Linked DNA regions of Homo sapiens: region 2 is linked to region 1. The links are chromatin contacts, found by Hi-C or POLR2A ChIA-PET in ENCODE. All regions are on one chromosome and are shown on one strand. The core of a region is the stretch at or near the end of the contact, and the rest is flanking DNA. Distances in the headings are between cores, read along the strand shown. Region 1 holds the start of DEDD2 (death effector domain containing 2). Region 2 holds the start of ALDH16A1 (aldehyde dehydrogenase 16 family member A1).

Evidence for each region. A loop is a pair of places that touch in the nucleus more often than their neighbours do. ChIA-PET counts read pairs that join two places held with the same protein, here RNA polymerase II (POLR2A). Pooled maps may share reads with other maps.
Region 2: a pooled map shows a loop between it and region 1 (10-fold over the local background). The contact joins the promoter of ALDH16A1 here to the promoter of DEDD2 in region 1. A Hi-C loop is called at or near these places in 1 of 50 pooled maps. POLR2A ChIA-PET finds 5 or more read pairs at or near these places in 2 of 52 experiments (AG04449 and BJ).

What each region holds. Positions count from the first base shown.
Region 1 is chr19:42,214,882-42,219,712 of GRCh38, forward strand. It overlaps DEDD2 (death effector domain containing 2), which reads right to left and starts at 2,796. Exons shown (of 5, transcript NM_133328.4): 1 at 2,751-2,796; 2 at 1,799-2,164; 3 at 252-371. The coding sequence starts at 2,126. RefSeq lists silencers at 1,927-2,132, 2,214-2,273, 2,284-2,383 and enhancers at 3,155-4,031, 4,032-4,831.
Region 2 is chr19:49,451,975-49,456,932 of GRCh38, forward strand. ALDH16A1 (aldehyde dehydrogenase 16 family member A1) reads left to right here and starts at 1,251. Exons shown (of 17, transcript NM_153329.4): 1 at 1,251-1,447. The coding sequence starts at 1,358. RefSeq lists enhancers at 1-146, 1-50, 61-110, 1,844-2,803.

The sequences.
Region 1 (4,831 bases), core at 1,546-4,045:
TCTAGCAAAGACAGCCAGGTGCAGAGTAATACCCACAATGTAATGCCATTTAAACGAAACACGAAACTATGTGCAACAATTCTGTATGTTGCTTCAGAACAGAGTATCTGTAGCAATAAACACACACACACACACACACACACACACACAGTGAAAATGAGACAGAATAACCCCTCAGGCCCCTTCCTTGATGGGCACAATTCATAAGGAAAAGAGGGATGCTGCCATTACACCCACCCAGCTGGGCTCACCTGTCTCCCACTGACCCTGCTGAGAATTTGCAGAACTGCTTGACTGCCGACGGCGACGGCAGCTACCCTCTGTCCTCTTTGAAGAGCTGGAGGTGCCATAGCTATAGCGTTCTGGAGACACTGGAGGAAGAGAAGAACAGGAAGAAGCATTCAGCCTCCTGGCCCTAATTCCCACCCCTGGAAGAATGCCTGCACCACGAGGTGCCTAAGTTCCCCAGTAGTCAGAGCCCAAATACCCACTCATTCTCAAACACCTCCTGCAGAGGTTGCTCAGATGCCTCCTAAGAGAGAGAACTTATCACGACTTGGGGCAATCTAACCCACGTCTACGGCAGCTCAAACTGTCAAGGTTATTCTGTTGATAGTCATGGTAAGGGTCCCTGTAATGGCCCTTTGCCCTGGCATCAACTGCCCCCAGCTCTCCCCAAGGAGTAAGCAGGCCTCTGTGCAGGCTCCCCAAATCTTCTCTTCTAGAGCGTGATCTTCAGACATAGATATCCAAAAATGCTGTCAGCTCTTCCCTAGAGCTGTCCTTCTCCTGCTTATCTAAATCCTGTGGGCTTACTCTGGGTCAGGGAAGGCCATAATCCCCCCTCCCCAAACTAGCCACTGCCCCTTTAGTAACCCAGACAAAGGCTTGGTCTATTCATGCACACGGCTACCGGCAGCCTGAACCCCTCCCAGCTTCTCATGTGAAGGCTGCTATCCTCCAGGAGCACTTCCTTCACAAGGATTAAGGGCATCAACTCTGGGGACAAGTTGGCTAGGTTTGAATCCTGGCTCCCACACTTCCCAGCTACGTTCTCTGCAAGCCCCTTCATGACATAACTTCTTACCTCCCTCTCTTCCCTAGCTTGGGTCCCCTCTGCTCCTGCCACACTGGCCTCTGATGATGCCAAACTCATTCCCACCTCAGGCCTTGGATGCTCCCTGGGATTTTCTCCCCTGGGGTCTATGCATGGCTGGCAGTGCAGCCTCAGGGCAAAGCCTCCCTTCACCTTGCTGCTCTCCTGACTCTCTCTATTCCATTACTTTTAGTCTTCCTACAACAGCGTCTAAAAATAAGTTCTCTTATTATCTGATTGCCCCCACTAAACTTAAACTTCATGGAACAAACACCTTGTCAGCTCCATCATCCTGTATCCCTCCTAGGCCCAGCAAACAGGATTGTTATTATACGTGCAAACTGCTTAACTTCTCTGAACTTGTTATTTTCTTGGTTACAGTGAAGACAGTAACAGGACTTCCTTGTGAGATTACTGGGAGACTATAAGGCACTAGTTCATATGAAGGGCTGACAGCTGTGCCTGGCATGAAACAAGCCCTCCGTAAACAGTGGCCAAAATCATCATCACTGATGTGGCCAAATTCCCAAAGCCATGCTTTCTTCCTCTTATGTTGCTCATTGATATTGTGGGAAGAGAGAGTAGCAGAATGGGACATAAGCTGCCTGATATGGCACTGTCCGTATCAGGGCACCAGGGAGGCCCAGCGGGAGCCAGGCCCTTTCCTCCCAGGAAGTGTGACACCCTCCCATTCAACCGTACCTGGCCGGCGCCGCTTGCGCGCCAGGTGCGGCAGCAGGTCGTGGCGGGCCAGCACGCGCAGGAGTTGCCCCAGCAGCCGCAGGTTGCTCTCGTCGCACTGCCCGCGGCGCTCCAGCTCCAGCAGGAGCTCTAGGCCGCTGCGGGCCCGGGCTAAGCCTCCGGCGGCGCCAGGAGCCTCATCCAGCAGAAAGGCCAGGAGCTCCAGCTCGCACTCGGTCAGTTGCCCGCCCACCACCTCGAACATACGGTGAAGCGACAGCATCCCGTAGTAGTCCAGGCACTCATCCTCCTCCCAGCACGGGGCCGGGGTCGACCCGGATAGCGCCATTCCCGGGGGAGGGAGGCGGAACAAGCTCAGAACCCGGCCTAGAACCCACACAGCGGGGAGGGGGCAGTGGTCAGCGACGCGGAGGCCCGAACCCCACACCGCCAGCGCGTCTCCCCCGCCCAATCGCGCCGGGCAGGGCCGCTCCCGCACCCCCAACCGCCTCGGCCTCCCCCTCCCCCGGGAGGGAATGGTCCCGCCCGAGGTCCCCTAAGAACAGGTCGGGACGCCGGAGCCCGCTCGGCTTCTGCCCCCACCACCGTGCTACGTTCGGAGCTCGCCTCCGGACCTGACCAAACGATGCGGCCCAAACAAGCCTCGGGGCCCACCCCGGGGCTCCCTGCTGACTGCCCCTGACTCTGGGTAGGACTGCCCAGACGAGCCCCTTTTCTCCGTCCAGCGGTACCGTCTGATGAGTCCCCCGGCTCTACGCAAGTGGTACCTCCCGAAAGTGACCCTCTGCCCCCTACACAGAGGAGCGACCCAGGCAGCCCCTTTGCTCCACACAGGTGGTACCGTCCGAACCCGACCCCCTCGCCCTGCAAGGGCGGCCCCGCCCGCTCCCCAGAGCCCAGGTGGTCCTGTCTACCCGCCACCAGTCACCATTAGGCCTCTCTGGATCCTCACCAGATTCTGGCGTCCGATGACTCCTGGGCGACGGCCGCAGCCACTTGTTTTGGATCTTTCTGGCACCTTCTCTATTATTACGCCTGCGTCACCTCGCCCCTCCTCCTTCCCCCAACTCGCGCAGGTGCGACCGCCACGCCCCTTCGGCGCATGCGCAGAACGAGGCCTCCAAGCCCCGCCCTTCCTGGGCCGCTTGACCTGCCCCCAACCGAAGCATCTTGGTTCGCGAGTGCTGCGCTTGCGCAGAGCGAGAGCACGCCGCCTCTTGGGCTGTATCTGGTACCCGGTTCCAGGTCCCTACTTCCTGCCCGTGACTCAAGCCACCGGGGCCATGTAGCGCCACGTCACGAGTAGTTGTAACTACTCATCTCATAAACTACAGCCCCCTCCTGATCACGAGCTAGACGCCCACATCACCACTGCCCCTAGTTGCCCGTGGCAAAGTAACACAATCACTACTTTCCCGTCTCCCAGTAAACTCCCAGGCCTTATATGATCTGGTCCTGGGCACTCCTCCATTAGATTGTCCCTCACTTCTAGTGACAACCAGGGATCTACATCTCAACTGTGCTCTCTCGTGATCCCAAATGGAAATCCCGCCCCCCCACCACCACCCCCGCAGTCTATAAGTTCCTTCCCCTGATCAAAACCAGAATTCCCTCATCTCACGTTCAGGACGGATACCTCCTTCCAAGCGGCAACAGAACCCTCCATTCCGACTGTGTACATCTCGATGGCGTCCATCACGACCCCCATCACAGTCAGATGTCTCCACCCAGAGCCAAAACGGCCCCTCCGTAACCCCTTCCAATCTCTGCCCTCCAGGGTCGCCCAGATACCCGCTCCCTAACTTGCAACAACTAGAGAGGGTCTGTCAGGGAGTCTAGGCTGTGGTGTATGCGTGTCCCCTTACCGCGGGGCCTTGGGTGTGACGGTCGCCACGCCCCCCACTTAGGTGACTCAAGGTCAGGACCTGCATGTACTTGAGACAAGTCCCCTCCCTGGACCTCTTCCCACCCCCGCAATTAACTCCTCTTGGGAGTCGGGAGATCTGGGTCCTGCCTAGCACTGGCCCAGTACTGGCTCTGCCTGAGCTGTAGCAGTGAATTCAAAAGAATCGGCTGCGCGCGGTAGCTCACGTCTGTAATCCCAGCACTTTGAGAAGCCGAGGTGGGCGGATCACACGAGGCCAGGAGTTCGAGACCAGCCTGGCCAACATGATGAAACCCTGTCTGTTCTTAGCCGGATGTGGTGGCACGCGCCTGAAATCCCAACTACTTGGGAGGCTGAGACAAGAGAATCTCTTGAACCAGGGAGCAGTAAGCAGAGATAGTGCCACTGCACTCCAGCCTGGGCCACAGGGCGAGACTTTGTCTCAAGAAACAAACAAACGCCAGGTGCGGTGGCTCACGCCTGCATTCCCAGCACTTTGGGAGGCCGAGGCGGGCGGATCACCTGAGGTCGGGAGTTCGAGACCAGTCTGACCAACATGGAGAAACCCCATCTCTACTAAAAATACAAAATTAGCCGGGCGTGCTGACGCATGCCTGTAATCCCAGCTACTCGGGAGGCTGACGCAGGAGAATCGCTTGAACCCTGGAGGCGGAGGTTGCCGTGAGCCGAGATTGCGCCATTGCACTCCAGTCCGGGCAACAATAGCAAAACTCTGTCTCAAACAAACAAACAAGACCGGACGCGGTGGTTCACGCCTGTAATCCCAGCACTTTGGGAGGCCGAGACGGGTGGATCACCTGAGATCAGGAGTTCGAGAGCAGCCTGACCAATATGGCAAAACCCCGTCTCTACTAAAAAATACAAACATTAGCCGGGCGTGGTGGTGGACACCTGTAATCCCAACTACTCGGGAGGCTAAGGCAGGAGAATCGGTTGAACCCGGGAGGCGGAGGTTGCAGTGAGCCAAGATCGTGCCACTGCACTCCAGTCTGGGCGACAGAGTGAGACTCCGTCTCAAACAAACAAACAAACCCTCCAAGAAATCCCTTCCCCTCTCTGGGCCTCAGTTTCCCTACTTGTGAAACAAATGGATGGCAATGGTAAGCTACGGAAGCATAGTCCTGGGC
Region 2 (4,958 bases), core at 1-2,500, 7.2 Mb after region 1:
TCCTGTATCTATGAAAGCCACACTTCCGGCTGGGCGCTGTGGCTCCTACCGGTAGTCCCAGCACTTTGGAAGGCCAGGGCAAGAGGATCGCTTGAGGCCAGGAGTTCGAAACCAGCTTGGGCAATACAATGAGATAACGTCCCACACCCCATCTCTTAAAAAAAAAAAAAAAGCGCCAGACTTCCACTCTTTCCACAACCAAAACTGGCCCCCTTACTTTGCAGTGAAGGTTGCATTTTCCAAACCTTAATCTCAATGTCCATCCTAAAAGGTACCCTTTTTATCTTTGAATTATCACTTCCTGCCAGCTCTAGATCCTAATACGTCCAGATCTAGACCCGCCAGGTCTAGATCTAGATCTAGACCTCTAGTCAATATAATTAGAAAAGCTGCACTTTGAGGCTGGGAGGCCGAGGTAGGAGGATCGCTTGAGCCCAGGAGTTCGAGACCAGCCTGAGCAACATAGCAAGATCCTGTCTCTACCAAAAAAAAAAAAAAAAAAAAAATTAGCCAGGCTTGATGGCACCTGCCTGTAGTCCCAGCTACTGTGCAGGCTGACGCAGGAGTAATGTTTAAACCTGAAAAGTCGAGGCGACAGTAAGCCGTGATCGGACCACTGCACTCCAGCCCTGGGCGACAGAGGGAGACCCTGTCTCAAGAAAATAAAAGGTAAAACAAAACCTGCACTTCCTGCTACTATAAAACAAGGCACTGGGAAGACGCATCAATAGGACGACCCTTTTTTTTTATTACTATTTTTTTTTTAGACACAGTCTCCCTTTGCCACCCAGGCTGGAGTGCAGTGGCGCGATCTCGGCTCACTGAAACGTACACCTTCTGGGTTCAAGTGATTCTCCCGCCTCAGCCTCTTGAGTAGCTGAGATTACAGGCGCGCACCACCACAGCTCGGCTAATGCTTGTATTTTTAGTAGAGACGGGGTTTCACCAAATTGGTCAGGCTGGTCTCGAACTCCCGACCTTAGGTGATCCGCCCGCCTCGGCCTCCCGAAGTGCTGGGATTACAGCCAAGAGCCATCGTGCCCGGCCACGCCGATCCTCATAAATCCGGAGCCCTCCTAACTATTCGCAAAGTACCCACATCGCCGTCTCCCCTTCCTCCCCGTTTTAAGCAGTGCGCATGCTCCTAAATACGCTTCCCCGTGGGGGACGTAGGCGGGGCCATCGGGTCCTAAGGAAAAAGTGTGGGCGTGGCTGCTCTCTGTATCTTGTAGCCCCACCCCATTCCCATTAGCCCCGCCCCTTTGGGCTGGAACCGGAGGTGTCGCTCTTCGGACCTCAAGGTTCCCCTTAACACAGAGCGCCCCGCAGTCTTCGCGGAAAGCGTTCGGGGTAGGCGATGGCTGCGACGCGTGCAGGGCCCCGCGCCCGCGAGATCTTCACCTCGCTGGAGTACGGACCGGTGCCGGAGAGCCACGCATGCGCACTGGTGAGAGTCTGCCCGGCCGGCGCTGCTCGCTGCGTTCCCCAGGCCTGGGCGCCCGGTTTTTCGCGGGGAGTCCCGTCATCCACTGCGGTAGCTCAGCCGCTCCGCCTCTCTTAGTCCCCGTGATTCCCGCCGCCCAATAGGATCGCGCCCTGTAGGACGCTCCCTTGAGCCTTGGCGGTGGCAGCCTTTTAGTCTGTTCCGGTCTTCCCCACTGGTTCTCTTGCCCCTTGATCCTGAACTCCTCGTAGTGTTTCCGCGGTTTTCCTGAACTCCTCTAGACGCTCTCGTGATTCCTCAGGGTCCCCTCAGAACCTGACGCCACCCACCAGACCCCTTAGGATTCCTGTGAGGCTCCAGTGACCCACAACCCCCATTGTCTTTCCACGACTCTTCAAAACATCCTATGGCTTCCATGGGCCTCCAGAGCACCCCAGACCTCCTGAGGGACTCCCTTCATCCCTTTGATTACCCAGAGACCTTCAGAACTTCCATGGAGCCCCCGTGATCCCATAGGACCCCTCAATACTCGTGGGGTTCATGTGACCTCATCGGAACTCTCAGGAGCCTAGAATACATCAGGACTTCCGGTTTGGGTTGGGTTTTTTTTTTGTTTTTTTTTTTGAGCCAGGGTCTCACTCTGTCGCCCAAACTGAAGTGCACTGGCGCTATCACACCACTGCAGCCTCAACCTCCTGGGCTCAAGCCATCCTCTCACCTCAGCCCCCCAAGTAACTGGGACCAGAGACGCGCGCCACCACTCTCAGCTAATATTTGTACTTTTTCTAGAGACAAGGTTTCAGCATGTTGGCCAGGCTGGTCTCGAACTCCTGGCCTCAAGTGATCCACCCACCTCGACTTCCCAAAGTGCTGGGATTACAGGCGTGAGCTACTGCACCCAGCCACATCAGGACTTCCTGTAATTACTTATGGCCCCTCACAATACCCTCACGGGGCTCCTATGATCTCTCTAGCTCTCAGAATGTCCCATAGGGTTCCCATGATTGTTCAGGAACCCCTGAAGTCCTCGTGAGGGTCCCATGATCCCCTGGGGGTCCTCAGAACCTCCCTAGGACTCCCATGACCCCTCAGAGGCCCCCAGAACCCTCGTGGGGTTCCTGCAAATGAGTAGGGCACCTCAAACTTTCTGTCGTTTCCCCAGGCACTCTCAGAATTCCTTCACGGGGCTCTCATGATCCCCCAGGGTCCCCCAGCACCCAGGCGAAAGGAGCTTAGGCTTCTTTGAGGGGGAGGGCAGGAGGCCAGAGCAATGATCCAAGTGGAAGGAACTGGATCAGAACCCTGGCACAGCCTAGAACTTGGGGAGGCCAAGACGGGCAGATCGCCTGAGCTCAGGAATTCGAGACCAGCCTGGGCAACATAGTGAAACCTCGTCTCTACTAAAATACAAAACATTGGGCCAGGCGTGGTGGCTCAGACTTGTAATCCCAGCACTTTGGGAGTCCTAGGTGGGCGGATCACCTGAGGTCAGGAGTTCGAGACCAGCCTGGCCAACATGGTGAAACCCCATCTCTACTAAAATACAAAAATTACCTGAGCGTGGTGGTGTTTGCCTGTAATCCTAGCTACTTGGGAGGCTGAGGTGGGAGAATTGCTTGAATCCAGGAGGCAGAGGTTGCAGTAAGCTGAGATTGCACCACTGCACTCCAGCCTGGGCAACGGAGCAAGACGCTGTCTCCAAAAAAAATACAAAAATGGCTGGGCGCAGTGGTTCACACCTGTAATCCCAGCGCTTTGGGAGGCCGAGGCGGGCGGATCATGAGGTCAGGAGATCGAGACCAGCCTGGCCAAGATGGTGAAACCCATCTCTACTAAAAATACAAAAAATTAGCTGGGCGTGGTGGCAGGCACCTGTAATCCCAGCTACTTGGGAGGCTGGGGCAGGAGAATCGCTTGAACCCAGGAGGTGGAGATTGCAGTGAGCCGAGACCACGCCACTGCACTCCAGCCTGGGCAACAAGAGCAAAACTCCATCTCAAAAAAAAAAAAAAAAAAAAAAGGAAACAGAAAACAAAAGATTAGCCGAGGATGGCAGCACACACCTGTAGTCCCAGCTACCCGGGAGGCTGAGGTGGGAGGATCACCTGAGCCTGGGAGGTGCAGTGATCATACCACTGAACTCCAGCCTGGGTGACAGAATAAGACCCTGTCCCCCCTGAAAAAAAAAGAAGTTGAGGCCAGGCAAGTGGCTCACACCTGTAATCCCAGCAGTTTGGGAGACCGAGGCAGGAGGATCACTCGCACCTAGGAGTTTGAGACCAGCCTGGGCAACATGGTGAGGCCCTATCTCTATTAATATAAAAATAAAACATAAAAAGTGAAGTTGAGACTTGGACTTGAGTCCTTGCATTTCAGACCCGTGGTCTTGCCTACACCAGCAAAGTTCTCAACCGTACAGTCTCTGGGCCAGACTCAACCAACAAACATGTTTTCTTTGGCGTGAACTTTATTTTTTTTTTATGTGAAATGCTGGACAATTGATTCCATGTAAACATCCGGGAGGTCCTCTTGAAAATAAAATTCCAAAATGTGTCAACATTTGGCTCAACTTCCCTGACAAAAGTCATCTGGGACCAATAGCTCCTGTCTTTTCCATGAATCGTTAAGCTCCTCTTCTCATCCAGGCCCTCTTCTCAGGCCTCCTGGAACCCTCTGGACATTCTTTTGGAATTTTGTTTTTCTTTTGGGGGGAAGCTTTCCAACTTGCACAGAATAATTAGCATTTATTTTGAACTCCTGTTTACCCATCACTGTGCCTCAACCATCATCAACATTTATCCCAGCGCTGTTTCCTTCTGTATTTTCTTTGGAGTAATTTAAACAAATCCTGGATGTCACAGTATTTTCCTATAAATATTTGAATCCTTTCTTCTAACAGATAAGGGCTCATTTTGTTACAAAACTACCATGGTCTGTTACCACACTTAACATTAAGTCATTCTTTTTGTTTTTTGTTTGTTTGTTTGAGACAGGATCTTACTCTGTCGCCCAGGCTAGCATTCAGTAGCGTTCATAGCTCACTGCAGCCTGAAACTCCTGGACCCAAGCAATCCTCCCACCCCAGCCTCCTGACTAGCTGAGACTACAAGTGTGCATCATCATGACTGGCAAATTTTTTACTTTTATTTTTGTAGAGATGGGGTCTTGCTGTGTAGGTCCAGACTAGTCTCAAACTCCTCAGCTCAAGCAATCCTCCCGTCTCAGCGTGGGAAAGTGCAGGGATTACAGATGTGAGCTACCATGCCCGGCCAACAATCATTCTTTAATGTCATCTGATGCCCAGTTCATGTTCAAATATCCCTGACTTTCTCACAGATGTCTCTCTCCCTGTGGGCGTTTGAGTTTGGAACTTCTAAGTAACTTTTTTGCTTTAAAGAGAAAGGAGAAGCCAGGCACAGTGGCTCATGCTTGTAATCCCAGCACTTTGGGAGGCCGAGGCGAGTGGATCACCTGAGGCCAGGAGTTCGAGACCAGCCTGGCCAACATGGTAAAA